Regions from separate parts of the Homo sapiens genome. Here region 2 is linked to region 1. Evidence: chromatin loops called from intact Hi-C (ENCODE). Cell type or tissue: thyroid gland. All regions are shown on one strand. Links, peaks and the distances in the headings refer to the core of each region. The heading gives the core; the rest is flanking DNA. Region 1 overlaps TENM4 (teneurin transmembrane protein 4). Region 2 overlaps TENM4 (teneurin transmembrane protein 4).

Region 1 (8,811 bases), core at 2,215-4,714:
AGGCCAAGGAGGGTGGATCACCTAAGGTCAGGAGTTCAAGACCAGCCTGACCAACATGGTGAAACACCGTCTCTATTAAATACAAAAAATTAGCCAGGCGTGGTGGCACATGCCTGTAATCCCAGCTACTTGGGAGGCTGAGGCAGGAGACTCTCTTGAACCCTGGAGGCAGAGGTTGCAGTGAGCCAACATTGTGTCACTGCACTCCAGCCTGGGCAACAAGAGCAAAACTCCGTCTCAAAAAAAAAAAAAAAAAAAAAAAAAAAAGGAGGGGGATTTGGTTTTCTATTTGGTTTGTAAGTAGTAGAGAGCTTGGTGACAAGCCTGGATAAATGATTGGAGACTAATTAGCAGCTCCCCACACCCCACTTCCTCAGAACCTGTTTCTTTTCCTGCATTGTCTGTCATCACAGAAGAATTCAACACAAAGTGATGCTCATTAGATGGAACTCTCTAGCCAGCAGCTGAGTTGAGTGTTTTACACTGATTTCTTAAGTAATTTGTCCCAGAGACAGACTTGACATGAAGTTGGCATTATGATCAGCCGGTCACTGTGTGGGAGCAGCAAAAATGATTATTCTGGATCTGGCTCTTACTCTTACTTGACCTCCATCTTGCCCAGAACTGCTTTGCATTTCAAAAGCCTGTATATTCTTTAAGAGCTATTCAAATACTACCTCCTGGAGGACCAAGCCCTCCTCTTTGGAACTGGTCCACAAGCTCTTTTGCATTCTTGGGTAGTTTAGATCTTTCTGCCCCCTCTGGCTTGTTTTTTACAGACTTGTGTGTAAAGTCTGTCTTTCTTCCAGACGAGCGGTTCTCAAAGCCCCAGCCCAAGGATATTATCATCACCAGAGACCCTACCCCAGACCTATTAAATTGGAAACTCTGGTGGGTAGGGCCCAGCAATCCATGTTTTAACAAGCTTTCAGATGGCTGACAAGGATAAAGTTTGAAAATCACAGAGCTTATACAGGAGTAAACTAATATTTCCTGAGTATCTTTTATGTACCAGGTGCATATATATGGTGGTTTTATTTTTCACAACTGTGTAAGGCAAATAGTTTTCTCATTTCACTAATAAGTAAACTGAGACTCAGATACAGTGACTTCTCCAAATCACACCCTCAGAAGTCACACGGTTGGAATTCAGACCTAGACCGGTGTAGTGACTCTAAAGGCTAAAGCCTTCCCAGTGCTCCTCGAGAATAAGGACTATGCTTTGGATCCTCCCTCCTGACAGCTTTAACACAGTGGAGTCAATAGAGACTTGATCAACAAATCAATATTTTTGTCCAAGTGTGATACATTTGCGAGTGGCTGGAGCAGCATTTTGATTTTTGAATACTGGTAGGCATGTTTGAAAACCAGAGTTTCAGTTAACAAAGCCAAAATAGATACCAGTTGGAATGTACTGGCCCTGGCAGCATCCTCTGCAGTAGTCCTGACTCTATAATTGACTAATCTACAGGCAAAAGGAATGGGATCAGCATGTGATATAGTTTAGATGTGTGTCCCCATCCAAATTTCATATTGAAATGTAATCCCCTGGTGGCCCACGCCTGTAATCCTAACACTTTGGGAGGCCAAGGTGGGTGGATTGCCTGAGCTCAGGAGTTCGAGACTAGCCTGGGCAACATTGGTGAAACCCCATCTCTACTAAAAATACAAAAAATTAGTCGGACGTGGTGGTGTGCGCCTGTAGTCCCAGCTACTTGGGAGGCTGAGGCAGGAGAATTGCTTGAAACCGGGAGGCGGAGGTTGCAGTGAGCCGAGATCGTGCCACTGCACTCCAGCCTGGGCAACAGAGCAAGACTCCACCTCCAAAAAAAAAAAAAAAGAAAGAAAGAAATGCAATCCCCAATGTAGGGGGTGATTAGATCATGGGAGGAGATTTCTGAAAAGGGAGTGTGTACTATCCCCCTCGGTACTGTCCTCATGATAGTGAGTTCTCCCGAGATCTGGTCATTTTAAAGGGTGTAGCACCTACCCCCACTCGCTTTTGTGCTCTTGCTCCATGTGATATGCAGGCTCCCACTTCACCTTCCACCATGCCTCTAAGCTTCCAGTGGTCTCCCCAGAAGCAGATGCCGGTGTTATGCTTCCTGTACAGCCTGCAGAACCATGAGCCGTTTAAGCCTCTTTTCTTATAAATTACCCAGTCTCCAGTATTTCTTTATAGCAACATGAGGACAGACTAATACAGCATGCTTTTATTTTTTTAACCGGATTGGCAGTTGTGGTATGGTAGAAGAATCCCTAGGTTAGGTAGGAGTAGAAATCCAGATTTTGATACTGGCCCTGTCACTTATTAGCGGCATCAACTTAGGCAAGTATCTGTGCCTTCATGTTCTCATCTACGAAATGGGAAAGAACACTTTCCCTTCCTACATACGGAACTGTTGTAGGAATGAAATAAAACTGTATGTGGAAATACTTGAAAAACAAAAAGTTCTGCACTTATCAGCTATTATCAAAGCCTCCAAGCTATGAAGTAGATCCTGGTGACGTGCCAAGGTAAATTAGTTTTTTCCGTTGCAAGGGGCAAAACACAAGCAATCTCAAGGAAAAGCTGATGTGGCAATGAAGTCGTTTCTAAAACATTCCTATTGCTGGGGACGAAAATAGGCACCGAGAAGCTTCTAGGAATCCGGGCAGCTCAGGGGCCTTTCATTCATTCATTCTCTTCCTTCATGGGCTTCACTGCTGGTCTTGCTGCAGTGTTCCCGCCTCTTTCCAGGCTTCAGCTCCATTCATGAGCTTTCTCTCCTCACTCAGGACTGCTTCCTCTTCACTTTGGTTCCACCTTGACCTTAAGGACCTCACCAGCCCGTCTCTTCCTATCACACCCCTTGGCTCCTGCTCCTGAATGCTAAGTTCCCTGGGTACATTTTAGTTCAAATACTAGAGAACGGGCTCTTATTGGCCCGGAACCTCTGCCCAGTGGGCTGTGTCACAGAGCACCGTTCAGCCTGTGCCTGAGCTTGGCTTGGGTCAGGTGCTCAGCCGGGTCCAATCAGCTGTGGGCAGTGGGAACGGGGCGAGGTGTTGTCTCTTGCACCTGGGCCACCGCTGGGCAGGCGCTGAGGCCGGGGCATTGCACTGGAGCTGCTGTGGGTTAAGGGTGGAGGGAAGACGAGGCATTTCCCGGGAGCGCTCGCCTCTCCTCAGAAGGGCCTAGTGCTCTTGAAGAGCGCGGCACTTGGCTGTCTCCCCAGTACTTGGTGTGTGTCTCAGTGATCTCTCTGGCACGTGCTCACGGGGCACCGCTGGGAGACGCAGCAGAACAAGAGCCCAGAGTGTGGCACTGGCATCCGAGAGCGCTGCTGCCAACAGCCAGGAAGGAGGCTAACCTCGGGGCCGCTTGAGGCTCCCATCAAGGGATGGATGATAATGCGATACTGTTATCTCAGGAACCGCAGGGAGGGTTAAAAAGTTAAGGTAGCTCCTGAAATGAGCAAACGTCTCCCCCTCTGCCCTCTGCCCGGCCACGAACATGATGACTTCTTCTTAATTTTAACTTACAGTTTGTATTGGTTGAAGTAATAAAATGTAAATCAGCCCTTAGTTCCTATTTCTTGTCTATTGTTTTTCTTTTTTTAAAAAAAAAATTTTATCTTAAGTTCCAGGGTACATGTGCATGACGTGCAGGTTTGTTACATAGGTAAACGTGTGCCATGGTGGTTTGCTGCGCCTATCAACCTGTCATCTAGATATTAAGCCCCACATGCCTTAACTATTTATCCTGATACTCTCCCTCTACCCACCCCACAACAGGCCCCAGTGTGTGTTGTTCACGTTCCTGTATCCATGTGTTCTCATGGAACATGACGATTCTTTTCTCAGCTTTTTCATCTATATGTATCATTTTCTAAGTCCTGACAATTCAGGTTGATTCATCAGATCACAGGAGGTTAGACCTGACCAATCACTAAAGCCATCCACTTCACTGGAACACTTCCTGAGCTAGAGTGGATTCTTAGTAAATATTTACTGAATAAATTTTATAAATTTTGTAGATGAAAAGAAAGGCCCTGAGGAGGAAAGAATTTGATCAGTGTCACTTAACAAGTGGATGGCAGGAGTAGGACTAGAACCCAAGTTTCTTGAGACAGTCCAAGCAAGTTCCTTTACACCATGACTCACAGAGTCATAAGATTTCAGGCTTGGAAGATGTCATACGCTTCATCTTTAATACCCCCTGCAGTATCCCCACTAGTCATTAATTTGCTCTCTCCTTGAATACATCCAGCGACTGAAAATATATGACTTTGTAGATCACCTAGGTCATTCGTTTTAGTCATTCAGCTAACAAACATTCATTACCTGCTTTGAGTCAGATATTATTTGCCAGAGATCCAGAGATGAATAACACATTTCCTGCCTTCAAGAAGTTTACAATATTTGGGCAGATACATACATGTAAACAGAACGTAACCCAATGTAGTAAGTAGTATTCAGCTCTGACTCTTAGAAAGTGAGTAAGTTGATTCTTCTTTTGAACCAAGTCTGTTTCCCAAGGACTATAGTCCTTATTCACTGGACCCTGGTCAACCTATTAGGGCCACAAAACAAAGTCCTTATTTCACCTGATTACGTTTCAGATATTTTTAAACAGATGTCATAACCCCCTTAGTAAGCTGAATTTTCAATTCCTTCAAGAATTCTTTATTTGAAATGTGGTTTCAAGTTCTTTAATCTTTCTGGTTGTTCTTCAGTGAACACGTTCTAGCTTAACTCATCAGTGTCTTAAACGTGGCTCCCAGATGTGAACTGCTGAACTCCAAATATGGTCTGAGAGTACAATGTGGAATTCAGCTTCGTATCACTGTTTATTCTAGGCATTGTAATAAAAAAATAGAGGCAAAGGAAACAGTATGTTTCTTGGCCACCAAACGCCTCTGGAACCTGATTATTGTGGCATCCCCACTTCTCTGACCTCTTTCCTCTATTTTCCCCTTGTATTCCTGCTTTGTTTATCAATACAATAAATATTATTGAGTTCTTGGTTTGTGTTTAGCAATCACAAGACTCTTTGGAGAACCAGACATAATGGCTGTGTTGAAGGAGTTCACAGTCTTATTGGTAAAATTTGGTTTGTCCCCAAAGAAATAATTAACAAATAGCCAAGACTGAATATAATAAGGAAACAATCTTTCTCCTAGACCTTTCCTTAGAGCTGGTCTTAATAGTGGTTGGTGGACTTCTGGATATGACTGAAAACAGATCTTCCAATTCAAATGTTGGCACAGAACTGGCTTCAAGCCCAGTCTGTCAGGGGCTTTGTCAAATTTTTGTCATTGCATTGACCTAGACTGTTGTAGACTGAAGGCCTTTGAATTCCATCGTCTGCAAAGAAAGCTGGGACATCCATAGGGACCGACACATCACAGGCCATGGAACAGCTTTCCAGCACCTGGCACCTGCCCAGTGCCAATCTAGAGTGCAATGGGAGAAAACTTCTTTCAGATGTTGGCAGGAGCCTGCTTGTGTTTGTGCTTCTGGGAGACAAGTTTAATTTGCTTTCACAGCGCTTTCCCCCAGGAGAAAATTTACTCAAACACCCTGCCTTCTTCACATTCAGAAGCATTGCTTGTTTGTTTTCCAGTTTTTACCATGGGGAGTTTCCATGTGTCTTGTGTGCCTATGTGTCTGTGGGTTTACCCCCCAGAAACCCACATTTCCTTGTTTGGATTCATTTGACCAAGTCAGATTGTTTTTTAATTCATAAATGGAAGACATGTGTGACCCTTCCTTAAAACCAAAATACCAGCTCTGCCAGGTCCTGGGCCAACCTCTTTACATGCACAGCATCACCCTATTTGGTCTTCAAAATAACTCTCTGAGGTGTGTGTTACTGTTCACCCCATTTCACAAATGAGGAAAGTAATGTATAGAGATGGCTTGTCCAAAGGCATCTAGCTAGTAAGGGTTCCAGAGCCCATACTCTGGTCCAGGCCAAATGCTGCAAACTTTGGCTGCATATAGGACAGGTTCACCTACCAGATTTTCCCCTATCAGCTGTGTGACCTTGAGAAGGTGACTTCATCTCCCATTCTCTATCTAAGACTGTAAAATGGTGACATAAGTACCTATGTCTCATAATTCTTATGAAGATTAAGTTAGAATATATGATTTGCTTTTCGCAGTTCCATTTCAGGGAATGAGAGGGTCTCTGTTGGACTCTTCCTTCAACCTTGAGTTGCTGTAGAATTAAATCCCAGCTATGCTATCTAGTTTCCATTTCTTCTTTTTGGTTGCTAATAATAAATCCAGCCCTTCTATTTCAGGAGCAAAGGGGATGAAATAGGTGTAACCTGAAGTATAAATGTCACCAGCTGCAGTCAAAGTGATATATCCAGGTGGCCATCCTGGAGTTCAAGCTCCTTCTTGCCTGTAGCATTATCATCCATCCTCCTCTGGGGAAGCCAGGAGGAGTCAGAAGGTAGATCTCTGGCAATGGGTATACCTTGGTACTTCAACCAGGTGTTCCCAAAGAGTTCCTGACAACCACTTTTATAATTTAAGGAGACAACAAAAACAGAAGGAGATATTAGTAGTAAATGCAGGCTTCTATTAGCCTGGACATATCACAAGGGAACAAGACATACAGGAGCTTCTGGGAGGGAGGGATAAAGTGTGGGGTGAGCAGAAAGGAGAGAATGAGAGTGTCGAGTGGGCCTTGACCTCATTCACAAAGCTGGTTCCTTCTGTCTTTGATGCTGGAGTCCGGCATCAAGCTCGCACGTCCACAGAGGTTTGCCCACTCAGAGCAAGGCAAGAGGCAGGTATGCCCATGCCATGGTGAGCTGACAGAGGAGAAAAGCTGCCTTCCCTTTACTGATATTACTGCCCCTGTGAGACAGTTAAGGAGGCAATTGGGCTGTCCAGGTAGTCCTCCTAATAGGATTTTCTTCTGTGGTCTCTCCTTGTTTCCTACAAAATGAGGCTTCAGGATTTTAGAAAGGAAAACCAGAAGGATGCAAATGAGGGCAGACTTTCCTCAACATCAACCCTGGACTCAGGAGAACTTAGTTATCAGCTGTGATCATCTTTCACCTTGACATAGCTGCGCTAATGATTTGTTTCTGAAAACAAATCAGGAGTAGTGAACAGTCAAAACGGGCACCGCAGTGGGTTCCCTGAGGCCTCTGTGGGTTCCTGACTCTCATGTCTCCACTGGGAAGAAGCACTGTTGTCTTTTCTTCCTTCTGCAGTTGCCCCTTTGTATTTCAAGCAACATTTTGTTCAATATCCAGAGAACACTCCCACTCACAACACATGTCCAGAGAATGAGCTAAGGAAACACTTAAACTCTGCATTCCAATACAGATGAAAGGAAAAACAAGTTCCTGAAAATCATGTATTTTTTTTTTTTTTTTACCAGGACCCACTGCTGTGATAGAAAAACAAGCTGGGGGAAAGGCCCCATTTTCCAACATGCCATATACCCAATTATGAAAACCAATTATTCATAGGCTGCTGAATTTTTAATTTGGATCCAAGCAGATCTAAAGGCACACCTTCTGCTAAATGAAGGCAGCTGCAGTGTGAACATGAGCAAAGCAGGAGAGACTGTGGGGGAAGAAATTCACCAAACACTAATTGGGAACATCCACAGTACTTACGCATTAAAGTTCACACTTTTCCCAAGCCAAAGAATATCATTTCTGCCCTAGAATGTAGCACAGAGATACCTGGTCAGTGGAGACTCATTATTTGTGGGATCCTAACTGAACCTCAAGTTGTTGAAATCCCTCCAAGTGGAAGAAAAATATATACATAAGCATTTTATCAAAAGAAAATATTCTCTATATTTCTCCTTTCCATTTCCTTGTTGCTATCTTAAAATTATTTCGTGTCTCCCAAAACTTCTGCCTTCTCTAACACCAGTAGCCTGGGGCAAGTTTTGTAGCAAACAGGCTTCTATGCTGTCAGGTTTAGCAACCAACACTACACTCAGTCACAGAAAATATGCTTTCGTCCCTTTCTCACTATGAAGGCTTTTCGGCAGATGATAAACAGGTTGTATCTTGCAGACTCCGGAAATCAGAATCTAACAAAGTATATAACACTTATCTGCAGTTGATCCTGTTAAAAATGCAACTTGTATTTATAGTAATTTTATTAGGAGCTATACTTTATACCATTGGGTTTGAGAAGGATTGAACCATAGAAATTTAGATCTGGGAGGGATTTCTGAGCTCATCTAGTGGAATTCTTTCAGGAGTAGAAACAAATATTTATTGAGACCCTCCTCTGGATTGAATACCAGGGCAAATACATAAATGAGTAAACTCAATTTCTATCCTCAAGGAGTTCACAGTCAACAATGAAACCTATATGGTATTTTAATAAGAGGGAGGGAAAAAGAGTTCTGGAAGTAACTTAGCCTGTGTAAGATGTCCAGGCCTTTCCAAGGAGGTGGCATTTGAACTGGATTTGAAAGAAGGAATAGAAGTTGCCAAGCAGGAACGTACGGTAGGAGCAAGTGCAATAATGAGAAGACAGGTACCGAAAGATCATGTGACATGGCCAAGGGTTCACAACCACTCAGTAGCAGGACAACACCTGGAAGCCAGGCCGTCTGCCTTTCTGTTCTATACTCCTTCCTCAGCCCTGCAGGCAGGACTGTCTCTCCAATTGTACAATTAGCCCAGTAGCTTAAAGTGGAAATTATCTTGCCTTAGACTTTACTCAAAATTTTAATTTTTTAAAAGAATATTCAAAGTGAAACTTCCTAAGTGGTTCTTTCTGAAAACAGTGTTTAGGAATCCACTACTGACTTAAAGGTCTTGGGAACATGGATTC
Region 2 (8,811 bases), core at 3,041-5,540, 80 kb after region 1:
ATGCACCACATATCCCATGTCCCCAGGCACAACGACGGTATTTCTGAGCCATGTCCCCAGACATGACCAACCCACTTAGCTGGGACAAGGGCCTTGCTCCCTGCTGGCCAGACTGTCTCAGTCCTGCTTCTCCCTCACCATAGTCGATGGGCTCAGTTCCCTGGAAGCATAGTATGGTGGACAAGTCAAGGGCTCTGGTCTTGTGTACACTTTTATCAGCCAGCAGAAAATATTCCAGAAGATTCCTATGGGAGAGGACTCAGCCTGAAGCATCAGCATTGAGCAGCCAGGCTGCCCACAGCCTTGACAGATTGATTCTGCAGCCTGGGAGCTCACGCTCCCTTGGTGTCTGAAGGAGCTCAACAGCCATGCTTAGCTAGGAGGCCACAGAACAGTGGTTTCTGGGCTCTGCGGGAAGCACAGCCTCAGGTCCCTGAAGACACTAGTAAGTGCTGGGCCATCTTGCTGTTAGATGGCCCCAGGTGGTGTCACGGCACCATGGCGGAGCTGGTGGTACCCCCTCCTCAAGGAGTGATGGAAGGGATGCCCCACCTTCAGATATCACTGACCTCACCTGTACATGAGGAACGTGGACTCAGTCACTCAGAAGACCCCTGTAACTTAAAAGGTAAACTCCTCCCTCCTGTCAATCTGAAGGAGACTATGGAGCCTGTAACCCCAGCTACTGGGGAGGCTGAGGCAGAAAAATCTCTTGAACCCTGGAGGTAGAGGTTGCAGTGAGCCAAGATCATGCCACTGCACTCCAGCTGGGGCGACAGAGCAAGACCCTGTCTCAAAAAAATAAAAAAAGGGACTAGATCAAGTTTTACTGGTTTGGGCATAAGGCTATTGGAAAATATACATGGTAAATATAGGATGAGCTTTGAAATAAGTTATAAAGATTGAAGCACAATGAGAAGTTGGCTTTGGGGTATAATAATAAATAGCATATTCAAGTTTATTTTGTATACAAAAAAGTCACATACACACTATCATAGTCCCAAGGTAGATACCGAAGGTGGGCCATGAGAACAGGAAGAAAATTTTAGGGGCTCTATCTATACAGTGTTTCTTTTATCTTAAGAAATAAGAAAGCAAGACTGGTTTATTTCTATAGAATGTTGGATTCTCACCGATTTGTTCCTTTGGTCTCTGTGTTACTTGGTTACATGTCTGGACCAGCACATGAGGCATTCTGAGGGAGATCAAGATCTACTCCACAGAAAGAGGGACAGTGGACGGGCACAGTGGCTCATGCCTGTAATCCTACCACTTTGAGAGGCCAAGGCAGGTGGGTCACTTGAGGCCAGGAGTTTCAAGACCAGCCTGGCCAACATGGCAAAACCCTGTCTCTACTAAAAATACAAAAAATTAGCTGGGCCATGGTGGTGCACACCTTTAATCCCAGCTACTCAGGAGGCTGAGGCACAAGAATCGCTTGAACCCAGTAGGTGGAGGTTCCAGTGAGCCGAGATCACGCCACTGTACTCCAGCCTGGACAACAGAGTCAGACTTTGTCTCAAAAAAAAAAAAAAAAAGAAAAAGAAAAAAAAGAAAGAGGGACAGTGGACCCACACTGGTTTGTTGTGTATTATTGTGTATTATGATGTAATAGTATATTACATCATAATTGTTTGTATGCGTGTCTGTCTGTGTATCTGTATAAAATCTAGTGTTAACCAAACTTACTCATAAAATGGTAAAGTGGCTTTAAAGGTTTCTTGCAAGGTAAATACAAATGGAAGATAATACTAATAGTGCGAGTACAAGCAAACAAAATGGCAGAGCTGATACTTCTTCTACTCCTAATATTAAATACTTTCCTCAACCTCGCTATGAGGTTAGAAATGATTATTTTCATAAGACTGAACAAAAAGTTAACTAAGAGATTCAAAATGATCAACAATCTTAGCAGAGTTCACTTAAAGAGTCAAAATTATCAAGCAGGCTATTTGAAATATGAATACTCATCAAACCTTGCACCAAATGTATGTTACCCTTCCCAAGGTGAACCAGCGATGGTAGCACATGTGTGCGATTTATAAATGAATGCAAGTACATTGAAGGAGCCTGCTCAAAAATGTTTACAGAAAGGGCGTGCAATCAAAAATGGTTCCAGAACCCGGCTCTAATTATGTGAACCCTGAATTGTGAAGCCAAGACAAATTGGGATTCTCAATTATTTCAGTACGTGTCGGTCAGACTGCAAGTATCTTAAGAGGTGGAGTGACTCTCCCAAGTTCTCATGGCGAATCCTGCATTTGATTCAGTCCTGGCTCCCCACAAGTCTGCAAGAATGGGCAAGTCCATTCCCTGTCTGAACTTTATTTTCTCACCTTTACCAAAAGAAGTTTGAAAGAGGTGATCAGGAAGGGTTCTTCTGACTCGAATGTTTCATAATCAGGGGTTTCCCAAGAATACGTATATAGGCAGAAGATGTTGGGCTGGAAAAGCTGGTTCAAGAAACTGAGGTAGAGCGTCAGATGGAAAACTAGGAAGAGAGAGCTACAGATCAGCCTGGTGGCTGGGCTTGAAAGATGGTCTTGGGAGCTGCAGAGAGGACAATGTCAGGCTGTGACTGGAAACACCTTCAGTGGCAGTAATTTAACAGGCTCTGAAGTGAGGCTTCTCATTTGGGCCCAGGTAATGTTCTTACAAGACTTCAGGTAAATTGTAGTAGATGCTGGAAAGATCCCCATTCAATCAGCAGAAGTTAGCAGAAAACAGTTTAAGGATTTACACAAGTCAGGCAAAAAAACCTGTTTAAAATACACAATGCAAAGGAGTGATTTACATAATCAATAATGGCATAGACTAGCAAATACTTTAAAGGAGAGAAAGGCTAGATTTATCATTTGCCACCTAGATCCCAAATGATATTCCCGTCTCCTGAATACCAAAGTAGCTGCTTTCACTTAATAACAAAATAACACACACACAAAATAATAAAAGCTGCAGTTTTTCTCCCTTTGCCTTCCTTTATCTGCTTGTATAATATACATTGAATAATCAATCTAACTTTGTTTCTGGCATTCTTTTTCAAAGTTTTTCAGATCACAGGTGGTACAGATGAGGAGGGTATAGAATCAAAGGGTCAGGGCTAGGCTGAGGCAAGTGAGTCTTCCAGGGGAAGGTACCCAAGCCTTGAGGGAGAGTGCGGGCTGGCCTCTTGAAAGGGCACAACCCTTCCAGCCCTAGGTTCTCTAACCATATCCCTGTCAAGGTCAAGTAGCTCAAAGTTCTCTAACATCGCCCTCACCTTAAGTTACAGAAGCACATAAGCTCTTTATTCATTGCATAAATAATTTATCAAGAACTTACTCTGTGCCCTGCATTCGAATTCCAGAGCAAACACCTGTTTTGGAGGAGGTTTTCTTTTCCCCACTCAGAAATGACCATCAACCGTGATCAATGCTGGGAATATAGCAGTAAGGGACATGTGGTTGGTCCCTGTCTTCATGGAGCTCATGTTCTGCTGGGGAAAAGATTGTCCTGGCAGAGCAACAGCACTCAGAGTTCATGAGGAGTAGCCCAGAAGGAGCAGGAGTGGTGTATACTGCTTGGTGAATGCCCTAGGAGAGGTGGAAGTTTCCAGATAGAGGGAACAATTTAGTGATAAGTATAAGTATTGCATGAGCTCCATTAAGATTCTGAAGCCACGTGCAGTAGGGCTGCTTTAGCTGGATTGGGTAGTATGAGATTAAAACAGTTATAAATTCTTAAACATATGTTGAATTCTATTTTATACCAGGTTGGGAAAAACTTCAGCCTGCATTTGACAGATGAGAGAATGGAGGTTCAGAGAGGTCAGATGACTCCAAAATCATACAGTTAGTTCCCAGAGTCAGAACTGGGAACTATGACTCCCAGCCTAGTGCTCTTGCCACCACAGCCCTACAACTTTTCCCTGAGCAACAGTTGAGGTTGGCTTTTTATTTGCTTGATTTTGTTTTGGAGTGGTTTTGTCTCTCCAGCAGATTCTTCTGTTGATCCCAAACCTTGTCACTCTCTTCAGGAAGCAGTCAGGCAGATCTTTTCCCTTGTTGGCGTCGGCAAGGGCACCTCAGTCAGGCCCTGAGTGTGTGGTTGGACTCATGCCAGTATGTTTGACACCACCCTTGGCTTGGCACAAGCGCTCCCTCCTGGCAGAGTTCACCTAGCCTAACTGCTTGTTTTATATCCCAGCTGCCTGACATATGCCAAACCCAAGTGTTGACTCACTGGTGTCAGAGAAAACTACACGGGGGCATTTCACGTTGGCTTTAGTGAGCTCTAGCAAGTAAGTGGAGATCGTAATTCATACATTTCTGGAACTCAGCACCTAACACAGAGCCTGGCTCATAGTAGGCGCCTGATTTTTTGTGAAATTAAAGGAATTTTAGTGACTGCAGGTACATAACACAGTAGTAAGATTAAGGCCTCAGAAGTAAGAAGACCTAGCTTTAGTGTCAGCTCAGCCAAGTGAATTCATTTCTGGGTGACCTCGAGCAAGTCTTTTTCTCTCTTTCAGTTACTTGATTGTTTTTCACTTAACAAACACTCTGAGAGCAGCATCCCGTGCTTATCCTCTCTGGAGATGTGGTCCAGCCCTCCTCTGGCTCACACGTAAACATGTGAGATGGCTATATAATGCAAATGATATAAACATACGACCATCAAATACTAGAGAGATACTTATAAGGTGTATAAAAGCCCAAAGGAGGGGGTGATTCATTGTGTCAGGAAAAGTTGATGACAACCTTACTGAGGTGGTGACAGCTTAGATGAGACTCTAAGGACGAGTAGAAAATAACAGTCCAAAACTCCATTACACCAAGACAGTGACCATGAGGAAGCAAATCATGTCAAATAGAGGACTGGTAATAGAGGATCATATGAGCTAGCTGGGAAGCCAAGTCGGTGACAGTGATTTGCTCCCACGTTAATGGTTTTTCACTAAGGCAGTTAAGGCAGTCTTCCACTGCGGAGTTCTACGTTCAAAGCAGCAACTATTTCTTAGCCACATCTCCAGCCCTGAGCGAGTGCCCAACCCTCAGTGTAGGGTCAGTGTTCCAGTGGCATGCAGAAGCCAGCTTGAACCAGTTCGCAAGAACTGATTATTAAATGTTCAGAAATTCTGCAAGCTGGTTGTTAAACACAGCCATTATTAAAAATTAAATTATATAAAATTAAATAAGGTACATTAAAAACAAAGGTAATAAATACTCAAAACTTACTACTTTCTAATTATTTTGCCATGTTTGATGTTACGTTTGCTCTTGAGGTTACTCAGGACCATCGCGTCTCCACGGTGGCAGTACCGCATAATGGCATCCTCCTGTGTGTCTCTTCCCACCTCTGTGTTCAGTGGCATCTCATTGGTAGCTTGAAAACAGCCATGATGAGAGTATTTACACCACAGAAATGAGCAAACGCTGCAACTGAAGCTGGTTTTCTTTTTGTTTCTTTTTTTTTTCAAAAGTCGGTCATTAAACATTTGCCAGCACCCCACTGATAGTATCCATTAAATAAATGGATGCAGAAAGCAAGCATTGGGAAGCCCAGCACTCACATCTTTTCAAACCTCCCAGGACAAATGCATGTGGCACAAGACACAATTCAGAGGCCCCCACCAAGCTGACTTCCCATCTCCTTTGTTCCAGGGAAGGCTTTATGTTAATCTGGGCTTTCCAGACAAGTGAAAATCATGAAAACAGAACAGGGATGGAAGTGTTTTTCTCCAGGATTTAATTCCTGAGCCAAATGCCTGTGTTGGCAAGAGGCCTCTATGGCCTATCGGCGTCCAGGGAGTCAACCTAATCTTCCCCAGAATCCAAAAGCAATCCACGGGAGCCCAGGCTAAACTTGCATCTGCTCTGGCTTGCCAAGTTGGAGGCTACATGGTAGCCAAATGGTGCCGATTCAATGTTTCCCAATTATCAGGAAATCCCCAAAGAGAGATCAATCAGAGGAGGCTGGCCTGCATGTGTATTAGGGGCAGCAGCCAGGACAGCCCCAGAAAGGAAGCCATCCCCCCAGGACTGGTTTCTGTCCAGGCAGAATCCAGAGGCACATATGTCTGGAGAAGGCTGGCTGGTGGCCAGCGTCAGGAGATGAGATCTGTCAGTAATTCTCTGGAAGGACAGAGTTCCAGCAATACGAAATTCAATTGTCCTCCATTAAAGAAAACATCTCTCAGCACCAGCTGAATACAATCGGTGGAATAAATCTTCCCCATTAGCGGAGAGATAATTTCACATAAATACATTGGAAGACCTTCAGAGCAGAATTGAAAGTCTTTGCTGAGCCTCACCCGCTTAACTTGTTTGCCGTGTAATTGCATTTAGACCAAGGGCCTCGGAAGGAAACCACTGACTGAATTAGCATTAACCAGATTGTGTGGAGTGAGGTGAGGAGGGTGGGGTGGGGTGGGGAGTCTGGTGCATTGTGGGTAGTTGTTCTTGCCTTCAGAAAGGACAAGCTGACACTAGTGAGACCAGCTGCTTCACAAGCCTGGTGTTAATTGCTTTTCTCGTCCAACAGAGAAAAGTTTATCACTCTAGGAAGGTAGAGGTGTGGGTACTTCATACGGCAGTTACTGAATTTGAGATCTTTTTTTAATGAATGCCCATGGGCCTCGTCAGTAGCTCTTCCCTAGGCCAGAAGAAAAAGCCTTCTCACCTGAGGTGAATAGAGAAGGTTATGTGGTGCGCAGCACCTGCGTTTTTGACTCAGCTGTCTTTCAGCGAGGGCTTTCTCCCCAATGTGCGGATCCTTGAGGACATTGCACCAGCCAGTGCCTTCATTTCCACCCACGGCCAGTGGCAAGTGACTGGTTAGAGTGGGACCTGGAGTGGTGAGGCCCAGGTTCAAGTCCTGCCTCTATCACCTGCTTTCTATGGAGCTTCGGGCACATAATATAACCTCTCTGGAAACCAGTTTCCTCTTCCATACAATGAGAAAGTTCCACTAACTTAGGGATCTTCCAACTGACTTCTGCAGACACGGAAACTCCACAGAGTTGCCTTCAAAATCACCCCAAGGGAGAGGAGGCCTCCATCCCGACTTCATCCAGCGTAGATCTTTTCATTCGTTTTCCACTTTGGAGTCCTTATAAAATGTCATCTACCCTAACGTTTCTGTTTCTGAATGTTTAAAAAGCCACCATTCTAGATGATCTCTAGTTGTCCCATTTATTTGCTCAACCACCATGTTTTCAGTGGCAACCTAGCATTTGTTAGACATAGTTCAGGCACTGTGAGGAGAAAGAAAGAAATCTTGACCTACCCTCAAAGAGCTCAGGATCTAGTGGAAGGGAGGAGTGTGTATGGTTTGGTAGAGTATCAAGGTGTCTGCATCAGGTTTTGTGGGAGAGAGGAACTAGTTCTGATTAGGGACATCAAGAAAGGCTTCAAGGAAGAGGTGTCATTAATAGTTGGCTCTTCAAGGGTGAAATAGTTGGGAGAGGAGTGCAGGAATGACATTTTAGGCAGATGGAAGAACATTGCACAGACAGAGGCACTAAGCAACATTTGCCTGGCAAGTTTGGGAAAAGCAGGTAATTTCTTGTCCAAAATATAGAGTAAGAGTGGGAGGAGGGATATTGGGAGAGGTGTCAGGTTCCAAAACTCACTCTGAGAGCATGCTAGCATCTGTCCTTCTCCTGTCTCGAATGTCAGATGAAAGGAAGTACCTTCTCTCCTGCTCACTTTTTTGTATGTTCACTTCCAATGAGACTGTTAATAACAGTAATAGCCATTGTCATTTGTGGAGCTTACCCTATACCAGGATGAAAAAAAAAAGCCTCAAAGAACTGGCACATGCCTACTGAAGTTCAGAGAGCTAGGAAGTGGCAGAGCCAAGATTAGACCCCAGATCATTGAACTACACATCCACACACAGAACTAGGCGATATTGCCCTCTGTGATCAGCTTTATCTCCTTACAGCATAATACAGTATCCTTAGAAAATAACCTCCGAGTGAGATCATTGAATCACCTGCCAATAGTAATTCTCTCAAGGACACTTTGATGCCCTAAACTGAGGTGATATTTTTTAAAGATTATTATGCATCTTGAGTGAACACCATGAACCCCTGGGTACAAGATGTGTCTGAGTGACTGATTTTCTGGCTTCTGGCCTCTCGGGGTTCCCTGCCAGCCAGGGCTCTGACCATGAAAGGTGTATCATGTTTATTCTCTCTTCTCTTCCCACAGGCATGCTTGTGTTATTCGTGGCCAAGTGATGACATCAGATGGAACCCCCCTGGTTGGTGTGAACATCAGTTTTGTCAATAACCCTCTCTTTGGATATACAATCAGCAGGCAAGATGGCAGGTAGGAGACCTTCTATGAGCCAGAAACAGTGAAGGTCCCGCTCTTGTGGTCTTGCCATATAGCTGCTGCTGGACTGATAATGTGGAAAGAGGATGGGTCTTGGATTCAGAGGGCCTGAATTCAAATGCCCAGCTCTGCAACTTACTAATTGTATGACCTTGTACCTAACTCTGGCCTATGTCCCTTTGACTCTAGATTTAGCAGTTTCTTCTCATTTGGTTCTCAGAGTAAGGAGAGGGTACCTTATACATATCCTGCTCCATGACTTATGATATAAAACAGTCATGCGAACCACTTTCTGCAGAACAGACAGCTTGAGAAATCTCAGCCATTCCTGTTATGTGGTTTCCATCCTGCAGCTGCTTAGATCTATGTAAGCCATTTGGGTGATGACAGAATTCTGACCTTTGAATTCCTCCAAGAACCATCAGCAGAATGAAATAAAACTTCCTTAATGGCCCTAGCTCTCCCACCTGCTGTGTGTCCTAGGATAATT

Evidence for each region. Peaks named below come from ENCODE experiments on the same cell type or tissue, not always from the same donor. Only the 100,000 strongest peaks of a DNase experiment are listed, where the experiment ranks them.
Region 2: it touches region 1 in a loop (2.2-fold over the local background); 1 of 110 quality-filtered maps calls a loop at or near these places.

The regions. Positions count from the first base shown.
Region 1 is chr11:78,817,533-78,826,343 of GRCh38, reverse strand. All of the region lies in intron 12 of TENM4 (teneurin transmembrane protein 4), which reads left to right. Among named protein-coding and RNA genes, the nearest start is that of NARS2, 250 kb to the right of the region's middle. In thyroid gland, for the core only: no CTCF peak of the experiment used is centred there; DNase peaks (open chromatin) are centred at 2,534 and 3,203; H3K27ac peaks cover 1,588 bases.
Region 2 is chr11:78,737,955-78,746,765 of GRCh38, reverse strand. TENM4 (teneurin transmembrane protein 4) reads left to right here. Exons shown (of 34, transcript NM_001098816.3): 20 at 8,196-8,315. Among named protein-coding and RNA genes, the nearest start is that of NARS2, 170 kb to the right of the region's middle. In thyroid gland, for the core only: no CTCF peak of the experiment used is centred there; a DNase peak (open chromatin) is centred at 4,095; H3K27ac peaks cover 1,795 bases.